Linked DNA regions of Homo sapiens: region 2 is linked to region 1. The links are chromatin loops, found by intact Hi-C in ENCODE. Cell type or tissue: Calu3. All regions are shown on one strand. Each heading gives the region's core, and the rest is flanking DNA. Links, peaks and the distances in the headings are about the cores only. Region 1 overlaps ARID5B (AT-rich interaction domain 5B). Region 2 overlaps CABCOCO1 (ciliary associated calcium binding coiled-coil 1).

Region 1 (8,000 bases), core at 1-8,000:
TAATTTTTAGGACAAAAGTTAAATTCAATATTTGTGTATAAGCCAAGGGAAAATGTACCATAAACATAGGAATTTGGGGGTGAGTCAGAGTTCCAAGAATCCTAGATTTACTTAGACCATTTATGTAGAGACAGGCTCACCATTAGTCATCTAGCTTTCACTTTTTACATTTGCAATTAATTACACCTAAAAACTAGCTTTCACCCAAGTGGTCAGCTAGGTAGAGTGTGAACTTGGGCAACCAACATTAAAAATGGCTTATTAGAATTACTGTCCTATTTTTGGATACTTTCTAATTGTATAACAAACATAAAAATTATTCCTTAACTAAACAACTAGCAGTGAAAAACCATTGAAATGAAGTGAGTTACTAAAGATTCTGTGTCACCAGAATGCACACAGTCTCCTTGCATTAGGTTAAACCACTCACATGGCATTTCAGATGGGCCTTGTGGAGAGTGGATCATTTCCCTCAAACCTATAAATAACGTTTTTTGTTCTTCCCCAACCACCTCTTGTAGGATGAAGTCATTGCTGTTTCCGAAAAGGTGATTGTGAAGCTTGAAGACCTGGTCAAGTGGGTACATTCTGATTTCTCCAAGTGGAGATGTGGCTTCCACGCTGGACCAGTGAAAACTGAGGCCTTGGGAAGGAATGGACAGAAGGAAGCTCTGCTGAAGTACAGGCAGTCAACCCTAAACAGTGGACTCAACTTCAAAGACGTTCTCAAGGAGAAGGCAGACCTGGGTAAATATGACTTGTAATTTTAAATCTAATGTGTGGGCGTATATAGTAACTTTTCGGTTGAAGATTTTTCTGGAAACACTATCATTTATATATAAATGTATTTCAAATTTCTTTAACCTCAAAGGGTCCTAAGAATATGGATGGAGAGATGACTGGATGGGTAAGGGATGAGTGTTACCTGTTGGATCAAAGGACCTTTTATGTATGGACCCTTGTGCTGGGGTGATACAGTGGTTCTAAACAATTTTCAGTGTGATGTCAAGGCATACAATTTAATTAGAGCACCTAAAATTGAATTAATGAAGAGTTTAAATACTTGCTATAAGTATGTAGTATGACATCTATTAACACCATGTCCCAATTTCATGTTTTACATTGAGTGGAAAACAAACTGAGGAAAAGGGATGAGTTCCTCAATGTGGAGCAAGAGAACAATGTCAAGCCAGGGGATCCACTGGTTGGCAACCAATGGCATAGGTTTGCTTGATCTTTTAGTGTTCAGTGGTACCATCAACTATATATATATATATATATATATATATATATATATATATATATTTTTTTTTTTTTTTTTTTTTTTTTTTTTTTTTTTTGCTTCCCTCTTCCACTGTAAGTTTAAAGGAGAACTTGGGCTTTGGAGTAGTTGTGCTGATTGGTGTTTACATACTAACTCTGCTGCTTCTTAGCTGTATGGCCTTAGGCAAATAATTTAACTTCTAAGCCTCAGTTTCCCCATCTAAAAAATAGGGGAACTTTACAGGGTTATTGTGAGATGTGAGATAGAAGGGGTAGAGCACATTGACTGGCATAAAGGAGGGGCTTCATAATTAGTTCTATTGCTTTTTCTTAACACTTTCTTCTCCAGTGACATTTTGTGTCCTTTCATTGCTTTTTTTTTTTCTTCTGTTTGTATTCCCGTGTCATTCACTGATTTATTCTCCTAGCATTGCCCAAGACGAAAATTGTTGTCCTCTGATTTAGACTAGTTATTTCCTCTTTAGGCAAAGAGGAACTGCACTTTAACATATTAAGGCATCTTTTTCTTTCATTTGCGCACAATGCTGATTTTTGCAGTCCTATTTTACGCCTTAATGTGACAACTTCCTGGTTTTTTTTTTTTTAAACCCAGAACTTAACTATTACAACAAACCTAGGCAATTTATTTTAATTGGCATAAAGAGACTGAATAACACCAGTAACTGACTGTGGCTTTCATGTGACCCTGGTTTGTGATGAGCTGTGCTGTGTTTTGGGAATAGCATTAATATTTTCTTGCAGTTTGAGTTTAACTATCAACGGTTTCCTGGCATCTTTTGGTTGATGTCAGACAGTAACATTTTAGATATGGCAGCCTGATTGTCACCTGCACATTTAGAGACAATTATTAGACTAGTGGTTTTCCTTCTAAAGCCAAAGAGTTTTTTGATAATCTTCCTATATATACTGTTACACCCCCCAGTTTTGTGAACACACAATAACTAGTCTTATGACTTGCGGTAATGCTGAATAATACATCTGTTGTGTTACTTTCCTAATGTATGATCTAAGTTGTATTACCATTGTCTTATGTTTTCCTTAACATTAAAACCTTTCTTTTGTTTGTTTAATTTTGTGTGTGTGTGTTATGGAATATACTGTTACTAATAAAAAATTAAACAGGAAACCCACAGGGGACAAAAGGATGTGTAGATGGTTAAGCTTGATGTCACACATATAAACAAGAGTATTTATAGCAAGGTTTATGTTTAAAATTGTGTTTAAAATGGATAATTTATTAATGAACAGGAAAATAAGTCTAATTTCTTAATTCCACCCAAAGAAATAAAAGGTTGATCCTCTTGGATTCTAAAAAAAAAGAAGGTCCATATTCTACCTTTTTGCAGTTGATTCCAGAAGAAATTGGTTTATAGTGAATATTCACAGTACTTGCAGGTGGTTTGGCCTGGAAAATCTAGATGAGTGGTTTTTAAATTTAGTTGCTTATTAGACTCAAGAAAGAAATTTAAAAAACAATACTGATTACTGAGACCAGCTTTTCTAGATTCTTCATTCAGTAGGAGTAAGGAAAGGCCAATGAATGTGTATTGATAAAAAGGTTCCTGGCCGGGTGCGGTGGCTCACGCCTGTAATCCCAGCACTTTGGGAGGCCGAGGCAGGTGGATCACCTGAGGTCAGGAGTTCAAGACCAGCCTGGCCAACATGGTGAAACCCCATCTCTACTAAAAATAGAAAAATTAGTCACGTGTGGTGGCAGGGGCCTGTAATCTCAGCTACTTGGGAGGCTGAGGCAAGAGAATTGCTGGAACCTGGGAGGCAGAGGTTGCAGTGAGCCGAAATCATCACACCTTTGCACTCCAGCCTGGGCGACAACAGCGAGGCTCTGTCTCAAAAACAAAACAAAACAAAACAAAAAAGGCTTTTAGGTTGAGTCTGATTTTGTTTGTTTGTTTTGGTCTCATTTTGGAGACAGCTTTATGATTAGTGCTGAAGAAGGGAAAATGATCAACAGGAGAGTTGATTGGGAGGCTCTCTCCTGGGGCACAAGAAACACCATGTACTTAAAAAATTTTTAATGTAAAATACCCCTTTAAGGATAGAATTTAGGGCCTTGAAATTCTACTCAGTTGCTATGAACTGTGGGGAATTTGAGACAAATAGCTTTTGTAATTGGAATGCACACTGTGTTGTAATAATGTGGAAAGAGAAACAAAAACTTTCCTTAATGTAATGAGTTTCCATTATCTGCCTAATCTAAGGTTTGTAAGTCTACATTGTCAGGATTTATATTGAGGAGATAGGGGGTGTCATTTTCTGTACACATTCCTGTCCCCACAACTTTCTCTTCAGCCTCTTCTATAACATCAAAATATTTGTTGTCTGTACTTTTCTTTCTCCGCAGTGGTTTTCTTATCTCCTTTTCTGTTGGTCACACTGAAACCACCTCCAATACCACATTGTTAATGGAAATTCACACACTTATTAGGTTTTTCCTTCTGTAGAACCCTTCCAACTCCTCATTGTTCTTACCAAAGAAAGAAGATGAACTGTGAGATTATTTGAGGCCCCCCCCCTTTTTTTCTGGTGGAAGTAAGCAAAGAACGGAAAGATCTCACCTTTCTATGGATAAAGTAAAACTCCAACATGTTATCGTTTTTTAACTGAGTTATTTCATAATGTTGAAACATGAATAATAACAAAATAATTAGATTGGTTCTTAGAGAAGGGATTTTAAAATATAAAAGCTCATTAAAGCACTTTTCTTGCTTAGTGTTTAGGTAGAATAAGTTCGCTTTAATTCCAGTTTGTGTCACTTCCTGTCTCTCTCTGAATAGTAAAAAAAAAAAACAAGAATGTTCTCACAAATGTGTGTCTGCCAACAAATTAATACTCCACAAAGAGAAACTCTGCCCCACATGGCAGCTTCCAATAAATGCTCTGATTCAAATCACAACTCTTTCATTTTTTTTTTATCCCCTTCCCCCTTGAGGGAGCACATTTAGACAATATTTGAGGATGTCATCTTTCTGCTTTTTAAAACTCTCTAGAGTTTTCATTTAAGACTCTTAATGGTTGATGACTAAAACTACAGATCTGGATAGTGGAAAAACTAATAATCTTAAAAAACACTTCTGAAATGTGGTAAAGTGCATTCATTCTCTTCCCTCCTCTTTGTCCTTTTCAAAGAAAGAAAGTTCAATATGAAACCAATGCAAATTATGACTTTACTCAGTGAGATATTTTACCTTCTTTCAGACTGTTTCATACTGAAGTTTATAAAAAAAAAAGAAAAATAACTATGTTAAAATAGGAGGGTTAAGGAATGTATTATTCATAAGCATAATGAACACAAGAACCTGTTTTTCCAGAAGAATTGGGTTGATTAAATCATTCACCACACAAGCCTCTAGTTATTTATTTTTGTCTTTAGAATTACAGTACTTAGCTTTTATAATAAAGTGGACTTGATACCCATATTTGGTATGGCAGTTGAAAGTAGTCAAATGAAGAATTATTTCATTTTACAAAATTTTTAGTAAGTAAGGAATATAAACACTATCAGTTAAACATAGCAAACTTGCATTTTTTTATTCCTTGGGCTATAGTTTGAAAAAAAAATCAAATTATTTTATGTAACACTGATTCTTACAGAGTTCCTTTAAGCGAAGTATGAAAGCTGCAGTGTAAGCTTTATTGGCCTATAAATATGTCATTATAGTTGGACTACATTTATATGCTTTGGATTGTTGTTTAAGCCAAGAAAATATGTCTCTACAGGTTGACTTTTTATTGAAGCCCTTTGAGGCATACAACAGAATGTATTTTAGGCCAAGGTTATTAAAACAGCATTTTCATTTTTTTGCAGCAGACTCATTGTCAATTATGCTGCCACAAACTGTCTGTGGATGGGCAGTTATGAATGGTTTCATCTCCAAATGTGTCTTTAGAAAAAGAAAGAAAAGATAGAGGAGTCTGAGCTGAAACTGAGAAAAAAGACCCAAAGATTATGTGTGGGGGTCTGGCTGAATTTAATGATGGGGGTTCCCTCAGTTCAATTTCTGTTTCTAAATCTGTCCCATCAAATTGAGAAAGAGTAGCTTCCCCCTTTCTTCTGTTGCTGGGACTTTCACTGTACTTTTTGGGAGTCAACAGCATGGTGGGGTTAAAAGAGCAGAGGGTGGGCTGTCAGGAGAATCTTGGCTCTACATGTAGATCTGTCACCACTGGAAAAGTCACTGGAAGACACTGTATGATTTTTTACCTGAGTGCTCTCATGAATTTATTAGGATTTGAAGACATGCCTCTTATTGGAACAATCCTTCCTTCCTTTCTAGACTTAAATTTTATGTGTATATATTTTTTGTTTTTTATTTTTTTCAGTGAAGAGAAATAACTTTTATTAATGAGAGCAATGAATTCTTAATTCTCAGCCACAAAAAAAGATAAAATACAATGAGATTTTCAAATGTAAAATAAAATATCTGTACTCACTTCATTGCTGCAGAGATAAAGTGAAATATTATTATACAGCTCTAAGGTGACATGAAAAGAACACAACTGTTCAACCAAATGGCTCAAAGTAGGTTTAAATTTTATGTGTATATTAAAGAGTCTTTGGAAGGTATTTGTTGTTTATATTTTACTTTGGATTGCTGGTTTCACTCTGCCATTTTCCATAACACTGCAACTTGAGAAGTTTCTTAAATGATATATTGTTTATACATTCAGCTTTGTTTTGTCTAAAATGGGCAATAATATGTACCTGGCTGTTTCTCATTGGATTTTTGAGAAGACCACCTGAGAACAAATTAGTTAATATCTATGGAAACATTTGTGATACTGAAGTCTAAAGTGGTATTATTAGTACATTATTATTATCAGAAGCAGGTTCTGTATGATAGGGAGCCATGTGGTACAAGGTTAGCTTATTTGTCCCTTTTGAATTTCCCTAATCACACACACATTCTAGTAATTTAGAACAGGGTTTACTCTCATTACTGTCTCCCTCGATAGAAAACTATTATAAAAGTCCTTTAGGTTTTTGCTTGTTTATATGTATATATATAAATACATATTATATATGACTATTATTTTAATATATATTTATTTCAAATAATAAATGTATGTAATATATACCATATAACATAAACATTTTATATATTTATATATTAATATATATTTATATTTTATAAACTTTTATCCTCCTGAAAATTCTGTCAAAATAAACTGAGCCATAAGTGGCCAGTTGTATAGGATATCTCAAATACTCTTGGTTAAAAATTAGCTGTAGTTTTTGCTTGGAGATTCTGGAGGCCTCGTATTGCAAATGGTTGTTTCAGATCACTTTTGAGTTTGATATGTCAGGCAGCTTCCTGAGATGTGGACATGGGAAGGATTCTCACTTTTTGTTGAAGAAAACAATATAAATGTCTGTAAGAAGCATGCTAAATGCAGACATCTTGTCATAGAGACTTTTCACTGCTAATGAATTTACTAGGATTGGAAGACATCCTTCTTACTGGGACAATCCTTCCTTCCTTTCTAGATTTAAATTTTGTATGTATATTAAAGAGTCTTTTGAAGGTATTTGTTGCTTGGATTGCTGGCCTAAGTCTACTATTTTTCTTAACACTGCAACTTGAGAAGTTTCTTAAATAATATATTGTTGCACTATACTATTCATGAATATCATGAAGAATCATTACAGAGCAACCTTCTAACTAAAACGAATTTGGGCCAGGCGCAGTGGCTCACACCTGTAATCCCAAAACTTTGGGAGGCCAAGGCGGGTGGATCACAAGGTCAGGAGTTCAAGATCAGCCTGGACAACATAGTGAAGCCCCATCTCTACTAAAAATATAAAAATTATCCGGGCATGGTGGCATGCGCCTGTAGTCCGAGCTACTCAGGAGGCTGAGGCAGGAGAACTGCTTGAACCCAGGAGGAGGAGGTTGTAGTGAGCAGAGATCACATCACTGCACCCCAGCCTGGGCAACAGAGTGAGACTCTGTCTCAAAAAAAAATAATAATAATTTGGCCTTTATAGTATCCTTAAGTTCAACATGGAAACTAATTACATACGAGACTTATCAAAGACTTGTAAAGATACTTTCCAAAGGATTTTCTCTCTGACAATATTGTTGTGTTAACCATGCATTCGTTAAAGAATTTTATCATAGCCCAATTAACATTGGAGGAGATACTCTCCAAGTACCCACATGACTCTTCAAGAGATTGCCTCATGCCGTTATAATGTGACAACCCAAAGGACTTTTGATGGAGTACAAGAATCTGCATCCAAGATATTCAGAGTTTTAGAACAGCTTATTACCAGTATATCTTCTCACTTACTTTCTTTTTTTTTTTTTTTTTTTTTTTTTGAGACAGGGTCTCACTGCATTGCCCAGGCTGGAGTGCAGTGGTGCGATCTTGGCTCACTGTAACGTCTGCTTCCTGGGTTCAAGCAATTCTCCTGCCTCAGCCTCCCAAGTAGCTGGGATTACAGGTGCCCGCCACCATGCCCAGCTAATTTTTGTATTTTTTCAGTAGAGACGGGGTTTCACGATGTTGGCCAGGCTGGTCACAGACTCCTAAACTCAAGTGATCACCCGCCTTGGCCTCCCAAAGTGCTGGGATTACAGGTGTGAGCCACTGTGTCCAACCCAGTATGTTTTCTAAGAAACTAGGAATACATATGGTTATAACACATAGGAATAAGATTATTCATTTCATTTGAAATTTAAATTTTGGCTTGA
Region 2 (8,681 bases), core at 1-8,000, 180 kb before region 1:
GTTCACTAATAGTATGCAAAACACCCTGAAGAAAAGAAATTCTCACCCCCCAGTTTTTGTGCACCAATTAAATCAAATTAATAGTTATATGGGCTACACTCATAAAAATCAAGGCAAAGAAAAGCTCAACTCTCAGTCAGAACTTCAGGTTCTTGGGAGTTTCACTCCACCAAAGAAATGATGATGTGGAAGCTGGGAAGTTCCAAGTTTCCAAGTGTGTGCCCAGTACACACACACACACAGACACACACACACACACACACACACAGTGCCAAAGACCAGGAAACTGGGTAGTTGGTGAGTCATTCAGATGAGCCTTATAAAGAAATCCAGAGGACAGGGATGTGAGGGAAAGAAATGAGAGAATTGGACACAAATACCTGCTTACATTTAAGTGTATAATGTGATGGGGAAATGGGTACAAGTAGAAAAGGGCCAGTGGTAGAATCTGCTACTACCAGGCTAGAGAGGCAACCTATTGAGAACTTCCACAGGGGGTGAGGGCAAGTGAGCAGGAAGGCCTAGCCTGTGTATGGCCAAGCTTAGCAACAAGACAAATATGGTGACAGTAGACCAGAAAAAATTCTACTGCATTAAAAACAACACTTTTACCTTGCAGATTATCTCAGTGCCTGCAGTAAATTCAGTAGACTCCATTCAATTCCTTTCTCTCTTCTTTTCAACGTCTCACTCATCCCCACCACCCCCACTCCAAACTTCCTGTTCCTTGGTGTATATTAAAGTCTATACCACTAAGTAAATACCTCATCATCTTCCCTTGTCTCTGATTCCCATGTGCAGCTTATTTATTTTACCTATAATGTTTCAGAGGCCGCTAAAATATGTTTAGCTGTCTCCTTTTCCTAGCTTGGTAAAATAAAGAGCAATAGAAGGTAAAGGAAGGATGAAAAACAAGAGTGCTGAAAAAAGGTACAAATCATTTCGTGGGAAGGTGAAATTCTTGTTTGCCCCATTTAGGAAAAATGCAATGGCTCGTGGAAGTGCATAAGAGAAAAGAACTGTTCTGATATGTTTTCTCAATATTCTATTTTGATTAACATTTAGTTGACTTAAGATAAACAATCTGGAATGATGTCACCTAACAGAATAAAAATTAAGTGCTTGATAATAGCAATAATTTCCAAATATGGCAACTTAATGACGTATTACAGTTTACTGAAAACCACAAAGGACAAGAAGTCAGCACACCAGGGTTTAATTCCCAGCCCTGTCAAGAAGTAATTATTTGACCTTAGGCCAATCATTTAACCTCTTGGTTTCCAAATCTTTTTGCCTATAAAGTTAGGACACGTTGGGGCTTCTATATATTTACACTAAGCAACAACTTTGTATAAAATCAAGTTAAAATTAATAATATTAATTCAATGCAAAACACATAAGCATTTGTAAGACCAAAAACAAACCTTAGCTTCCAGCGCATTTCAAAACTTATCTAAATCAAAAACATTAATATTTAAATGATGACATGTAACATATTTATTTGAAATATTGTAGAGACATTAAAAATGAATGCATTATTATTTCATTGGGTTTTTTTTCAGGCTTCACAGGATGATAATTATTTCGTGAATTTATGCATTTTCAAAATTTTGTCTTCAAACTTATGTTTGAAGCTCTAATCTCAGGGCCTGACTTTGTCAGCATACTGTGGGTGGCTTCATCCCTGGGCCACAATAACAAGCTCCTATAAAGCAAAACAATTTACCAGTTTACAATGAGGCATGTAGTAGGCATGAAAACGAGAACCCTCAAGTGGGCACGTCTCTACAGATCAATTGGGATGGGAATTGAAATTAAAATCAAATGTTGCTTATTAAACATGGAATTAGAACAACTAATTAAATGAATCAAATGTTTAATGTTATTAATACCCTCATCTCCCCTTTCCCTCCCCCAAGTCAGAGTGAGATGAGCACTGCCAAAGTTGGCTTCCTTGACTCTCCTTTTCCTTCATTTCCAGTGTTAACCAACCGTCAGCCTCCTTCTGAGTGGCACGCTGTTGCTAAAGAATTGTTAAATACTCATAGTGAAGTCTTGCCTTGCCCTGTGTGTTTTTGACAAATCTCCTTCCTGATCTACTGGCTTCATATATTAATCTTTGCAGCCCTTATTGTCTTCATCACCAAGTTCTTGATGGCCACTTCAGCAGCTACATTCTGCTGAGTAATAGCAGTCCCCATCAGGATGACATTAAGTGTATTAAACACCTAATCCTCTGCCAGAACTAGAGAAGATACACAGAGCATCTAAAACTTGGTTCTCCACCTACAGAGGGCTTGTAGTCAGGAGAAGGGGGATACTGAAGCACAAAACAGTTAAGAACGAGGAGATACTACATGAAATCCTAAACCACAGAGTATCGAAAGGAAATGAGACAGTGGGAAAACAAAGTGTTAATTTTGAGAAATGGAGCTCAAAAAGCACTAGAGGACAAAAAGGGCAATGGCATCAAAAATTCAAAGGAGGTGGCACTTGAAAGATAACAGACTTGGAACTATGGTACATATATAACGGAACTGACCGAAACTGTGGTTGCTCACCAAAGGCTCTGTCATAATTCAACTTTTTTCTTCCCATCAGCAAGTGATAGAGGTTGTCAAGTCTGCATGTGGCCCTTTCCCAAATCCTCTGGAAGAAGGAATCTCATTTGATATTTATTCAACATTCATAGAGCCCCCCACAATATTGGATACGGAAATGAAGGTATATTTCTTTTTGTCTTTCCATTCACCCTACCTCATCATTATATTCTCTTGGGGTGGGAGGAAACGAACTAAATGTTTTCTTCATTTTCTTTGCCTCTGATTTTTCCCAACCAAATACAAATATTTCTCTAAGTGTTGATTCAAAGATGAGTCCGCTGATGGTAGTTCAGCAATTTTAATCTTTTCCACCCTACCCTTCCTAATCTCCACCTTCACTTTCCCCTGGGCACCACATTGGTACCATGAGTTGATCTGTCATAACCCTCATGAACAGGAATATAAATACAGAGTAACATCATATCAAAATCTCCCCCCAGATTGACATTGTTTCTGCTAGAAAAGTATCCAATAGAAATTTGAGGTTCCAATGAGAACACATGGACACAGGGAGGAGAACAACACACATCTGGGCCATTTGGAGGGTGGGCAAGGAAGGGAAGGGAGAACATCAGGACAAATAGCTAATGCATGCGGGCCTTAAAACCTAGATGACAGGTTGATAGGTGCAGAAAACCACCATGGCACACGTATACCTATGTAACAAACCTACACACTTTGCACTTGTATCCTGGAACTTAAAGTAAAATAAAATATATTTAAAACAAGAAGTTTTAGGTTCCATATAAATCACCGAATGCTCTAGAAATCACCCGAGTGCTATTTACTTTCAATATTCTAGAGGTTGGATCAAGAACAAGGCCCTGAGGAGTCTCAGCCAGAAACTGACACCTCAGACATGGATCCTTTAGTTGGTTTTACCATTGAAGATGTAAAATCAGTGCTGGATCAAGTCACAGATGACATTTTAATCGGCATTCAGGTACTCAGTATTGATAGTATGCTCACTTACTTTATTACTGGTTAATTAGCCAACCTTAACTTTAATGTCTATAAACACTCCCCACACTGCCAGCATGAGCGATGCTTATGACGAAGTTCAATTTAACAGCTTCACATAATTCTCAGTTGAGTCATCAGAGATTCAGTAAGATCACAAAATAGATTTTCCAACAGCATCTAGTGTGGTGCATGTTATCAGTTAAAAAAATCAACAACAAAACCCAAAAAATAACATGGTAAAGGCTTCATATCTTGTCAAACTGTAAATGTTGCTTATGCAAAAGGAATTGGAATGCATTTCTGAATGGTAAACACTGAAGATCAAACCTTAATCCTCAGCTAAGTCTTCTCACCAAATTTCTAACAGGCTTTCAGATCTTTGAACTGCCTCTCAGACAGTTTGTTCCTTTTGACCTATCAGTAATGGCTAAGCAGTTTACACCAATAATTACATGAACATGGTGATGGCAGCAGCCGTATGAATAGCAGCTGCCAATGATTTATTAACTGGCTTAGGTTTATGCTTAATTCTTTCTCATCTCATTCTGTTCAAAAAACAAACAGCCATTTCTACCTCAACTCAAAGACTTACAGGAATTCACATAATTTTTCAGGCCAAATGATTAAATAAGTAAAATGTATATTTTGAGTACATTTGCAATTTATTTAGAAATGGCTATAAATCAGGAGGGCAACCTAGTGCATATTTAAAATATTAATGCATCTCAGGAGAAGATTTAGTTGTCATCTGAACATGAGACCATATATTAAAAGCCCACTGTATTAACAACTAATTTAAAAAGAGCAAAAGATTAGCTTGGCATAAGCATACCTTGTTACTTGTTTAATCATCAAATGTTATTGCACTATTTACACGAACATTTAATGATTTGGTGCCAACAGACTCAGCCAAAGTCCTCAGCTTAATAAGGGGTGTTTAGTGTTTACCAGAAATAGTGGAAGAACACGTTTTACACAAAGCTTTATTGTTAACAACTCCATGAATGTAATAACTGGTTATTGTGTAGAAGGGCAGAGAGCAGTTGAATTAAGCTGAGTTCAGAACATATCTCCTTTTTAGATCTGATAACATTTCATCTAAATATAGTTTATGTATAATCATGGCTCTGGGCTCCTTTGCAATCCTACAGCTCTGAAATTATTGCCGAGGAACTACCAGACAGTAACTGAATTGTTTGCAGGCCCAAAAAATTGAAAACGTCTTTACCAAAGCTGTGTTCCATGCAGTGAACAGTATGTTTTAACTATTCATTGAAATTATTTTAAATATTACAGTCTGCAGCATTTATACCCCTATTCTATATGATAGCTATGTGTCTGTATGTTATCTTCCCATTGGCCTGAAGCCATCCTGGAAGTTCAATAGCTTGCTCACCTAAATGTAATTAGGCATGGAGAGGATGTGGACCAGAGGACAGGGATGCAGAACCGCTAGGTGCCACAATCATTTCCATAGTAAGTGGATTTGTAGACATCAGCCTGGGCCAAATTACTGCCAATTTTTCAATGAAATAGCATGATGATGTGGATTTATACAATGGCTCAAGATGGCAAACCCCTTTATGTATTTTCTATCAGTAATCCTAGTAAACTCCATGTGAGTTAGGCAGGCACTTCCCCTGATAAATTGAAAAATGGGACACAGAAAGACTTAAGTTATTTGTCCAGAGTTCCCAGGGTTGACAACTGATAAAAGACCCTGAATGGGAGCTGTGACCTGGGTTCTAGTTCTAATTCCAGCGTTATCCACAAAAACCACATAACTTCTAATATCACAACCAGACTACTCTGGATTTTAATACTCCCGTGGTGTGGCACTTTTTCCACGTTTACCCTTGTGTCTTGGTCAAATTCCAAGTTGGGTAATTACTCTCTGCTTACCTAAATTCCTCCTCCTATTTTAGATGTGTAGGTTATTTTCCACTTCTAAAACCTGCCTTCCAGTGTTCCTGGCTCTAAGAACTGCCATATCCCTTTTCAAAGGTAGCTATGTGTCAGTGGTCAGTGTATATATGCTATTTGAACACACCGACCTGCTGTAGGAATATTTAATGAATCACTACTCGTAAGATGTTTTAAATTTTCTCACAGATTTTTTTCTCCTACTTTGTTTAAAAGTCATACTGTTATTACAATTTTTGCAAAAAAAAGGCAGTAAATAATTCATGTTTTAAGTACAGTTGTTTTCAAAATTCCTTTTCTATGTGGTTTCAGGCATATTTTACCTTCTCTAATACAGAAATTTCTGAAAATGTAGTATGAATCCATAAGTTTTTTATGTTAATTCACTTATTTTCCCATTGACTCACTTTATGGTTTTAGAGATTTATTAAGAATGAAGTTATCTTGGCCCTGAGATGTTAATTAAAATTATACTGAATAGAGCAAACATTTTAAGCCTGTATAGTTTAGGTATTTTAATTTTAAAGATACATTCAAAATGAAATTATTTTGGCCCTGAGTTGTGTAATAAAAATTATACCCAAGGGAGCAAACTTAAATATATTTAAAGAATTACATTTCAGAGAAATATGAATGCTAACACTAAATTCTTACATTACATGTTGGCTGTTGGCCCTGTGGAAGCAATAGGGTAATATAATATAAAAACTTTGAGGGAAGTTTGCCATCTTGGGACCCTAGATGTTTTTAGGTCAACTTGAATTTTCCAGGTTAGAAAAGCTGAGCATGAAATCATCTCAAAGAAGTGGTCAATGAGAGACTACTGAACATATTTTTTTTCCTTAAAAAAAAAAAAAAGAACCAGACCCAACCATAGTATTTGCAGGATTGCTTGTCTGTTCAGCAAAGTTCTGAAGAATGACAAGGAAACACGGCTAATGACAGCCTGTTATTGACTAGACGTGGAGCCTTTAGATCCAAACTCTGCTGGTTGTGACTGAACTAAAGTACTAAGCCTAAGGTCTGGAGATCTGAGACATTACTCACCTCTGTCAGTATGCCACTCTCTTAGCTGCCCCTTCATGAACCTTTTCCCAAGGCCTACACTTGTTTTGATAAATTCTGTCTCGGTAAAATACCAGAAAGGCCTCCAAGTGAATGTAAAATCCCTATGTGGTAGTGAAACAGAAACTGGTAGATGATAAGCACATCAATCCTTAGCTGAAAAGAAATGAGATTACTGGTGGGCATAGAGGGACATTAATTGAAAGTGGGAAGAATCGATTGTTTGAGTGGCGCAATTCTTCCCAATCCTTTGAAATTGTGGTAAAATTATTTCAAACCATTTTAATCCCTATGTGGTCCAATATGTTGTATCCCATAAATTTATTTTAATAAGGCAGGAGTAACAGATTTTTAAGTATTTCATGACATCATAACAATGAAAGATAACATTGGTGAAGTATATCACAAAATTGGAAGTTGGAATTATGAATTCAAAAACTAAAGTTTGATATTAACATAATCCTATTCCCCTACTTAATTTTTAAGGTAAGAGCTAAAATCCAGGTGGTGAAATGACTTACCTAAGGTGACGTAGCTGAACTAGTACCTAGATCTTCCCAGTCCAAGATCAGTGCTTCTTTCGACCCTACCTAAAATCATGCATAGATGATGATTTCTTTAGAGTCAGTGCATCCTAAAGGAAGAGTTCCTCTGTGACCTGGAGGACCGCTCCATCCCTCCTTGCCTCCTCCACCCAACCACCAAGAAAGGAAAAGATAAGAAACCAGAGGCCGGAGCTTGATCCCAAGGTTTACTAAAGCTTGAACCAGAAAAGACTGATACTTATGTGAGTTCTGAACCCAGAATTGTTGGCACACATACGATCTTTCCAGAAATATCAAATCTTACTGTGAGGTGAAATCAAATCTCATCAGATAAGGCAGCATGGACATGTCACAACTATCTGTTATAGTTACACTCTTGTAAATAAATATGAAAAATTATATCTGGGCTTAAAACAGTATTTGATTTTTTTAAATGTCTTCTATCTAAATTAAAATAATAAAAGGTTTGCAAAGTACAGTTACCCTGAAGCCCTCAAATAATGTTATAGCTATTAGAAATCCAAACTTTGAATTTATTAACACATATGTGTATAAGCTACTCCTTATACAGCGGTAGACATTTTAAAAATCACCTAAACAACAACAAAAACATCAATTTTGCCACGTCAACCACCACTGCTTTTTCTGTATGTAATTTTATTATCCCTTGTGAAAAAGGGAAGACATTTCCAGGGCTACTAATGTTCAGTTAATGTGAACGTATTTATGGAATTGTGCAGGTAGCAATGTGAGTCCACAGAAGATCGCTGCCAGAGGCAAAATGCTATCACCACCTCGGCAATCACAAAACCTGAGAGCAATTGCTTACTTTTTTTACCAAAAATATATCAGAAAGTGGCATCATTCCAAGAGTTCTAATGTATGATGAATACTCTTAATTATGGGAGTTGTTCTAATTGTAAGGTTATTTGTGTTGTTATTTCACAACAGAAGCTTCCTGGGATCTCATTTAGAATGTATTACACGGGAGACACAGACATCCATTGCAGATGGTGGAGGGACCCACAGCACTGCAATAACTGAGCCCAAAGCAGTTATTCTGATTCAGTGCTTATTGGTAAAGTCTGTCTGAAAATACAGATAAATTATCCTATCTTCCAACACAAGGCTTTGTGAAAAATGGCTGTCCAAATACCACTTCCTGTTCATAGCAGACATGCTATACATTGGAAATGTGCAGAGAAATATGATAAAGTGTTATCACATCACTACAGGCTGAAACACAGCTATGTCTGCAAAACAGGAAGGTGTGTGAGGGATAATATCTGTCTTTAGGCACTATAGTATGTCAAAACCACAAAGACAATGTGCAGCAAAAGATAGCTCCATCATAACCACGTTTTTTATGATTGTCTTCACAGACCGAGATAAACGAAAAACTGCAAATACAGGAAGAGGCCTTTAATGCACGAATAGAAAAATTGAAAAAGGCCTAAGGACTTGGTACAAGGAGAGTGATGCTAAACTTCACAGAAACAAACAAAACCAGCCAGAATAACAGACTCTCTGGAGCGTCGTGTCTCCATCACTTAGTTGTGAAAGGAAAACCAAGCCCCACTTT

Evidence for each region. Hi-C counts contacts between places; a loop is a spot of excess contacts. Peaks named below come from ENCODE experiments on the same cell type or tissue, not always from the same donor. Only the 100,000 strongest peaks of a DNase experiment are listed, where the experiment ranks them.
Region 2: it touches region 1 in a loop (4-fold over the local background); 4 of 110 quality-filtered maps call a loop at or near these places.

What each region holds. Positions count from the first base shown.
Region 1 is chr10:61,939,662-61,947,661 of GRCh38, forward strand. It overlaps ARID5B (AT-rich interaction domain 5B), which reads left to right. Exons shown (of 10, transcript NM_032199.3): 3 at 522-747. Among named protein-coding and RNA genes, the nearest start is that of ARID5B, 42 kb to the left of the region's middle. RefSeq lists an enhancer at 468-597. In Calu3, for the core only: no CTCF peak of the experiment used is centred there; a DNase peak (open chromatin) is centred at 4,140.
Region 2 is chr10:61,757,458-61,766,138 of GRCh38, forward strand. It overlaps CABCOCO1 (ciliary associated calcium binding coiled-coil 1), which reads left to right. Exons shown (of 8, transcript NM_001366906.2): 6 at 2,602-2,724; 7 at 3,406-3,546; 8 at 8,482-8,681. The coding sequence ends at 8,556. Among named protein-coding and RNA genes, the nearest start is that of CABCOCO1, 99 kb to the left of the region's middle. In Calu3, for the core only: no CTCF peak of the experiment used is centred there; DNase peaks (open chromatin) are centred at 254 and 4,480.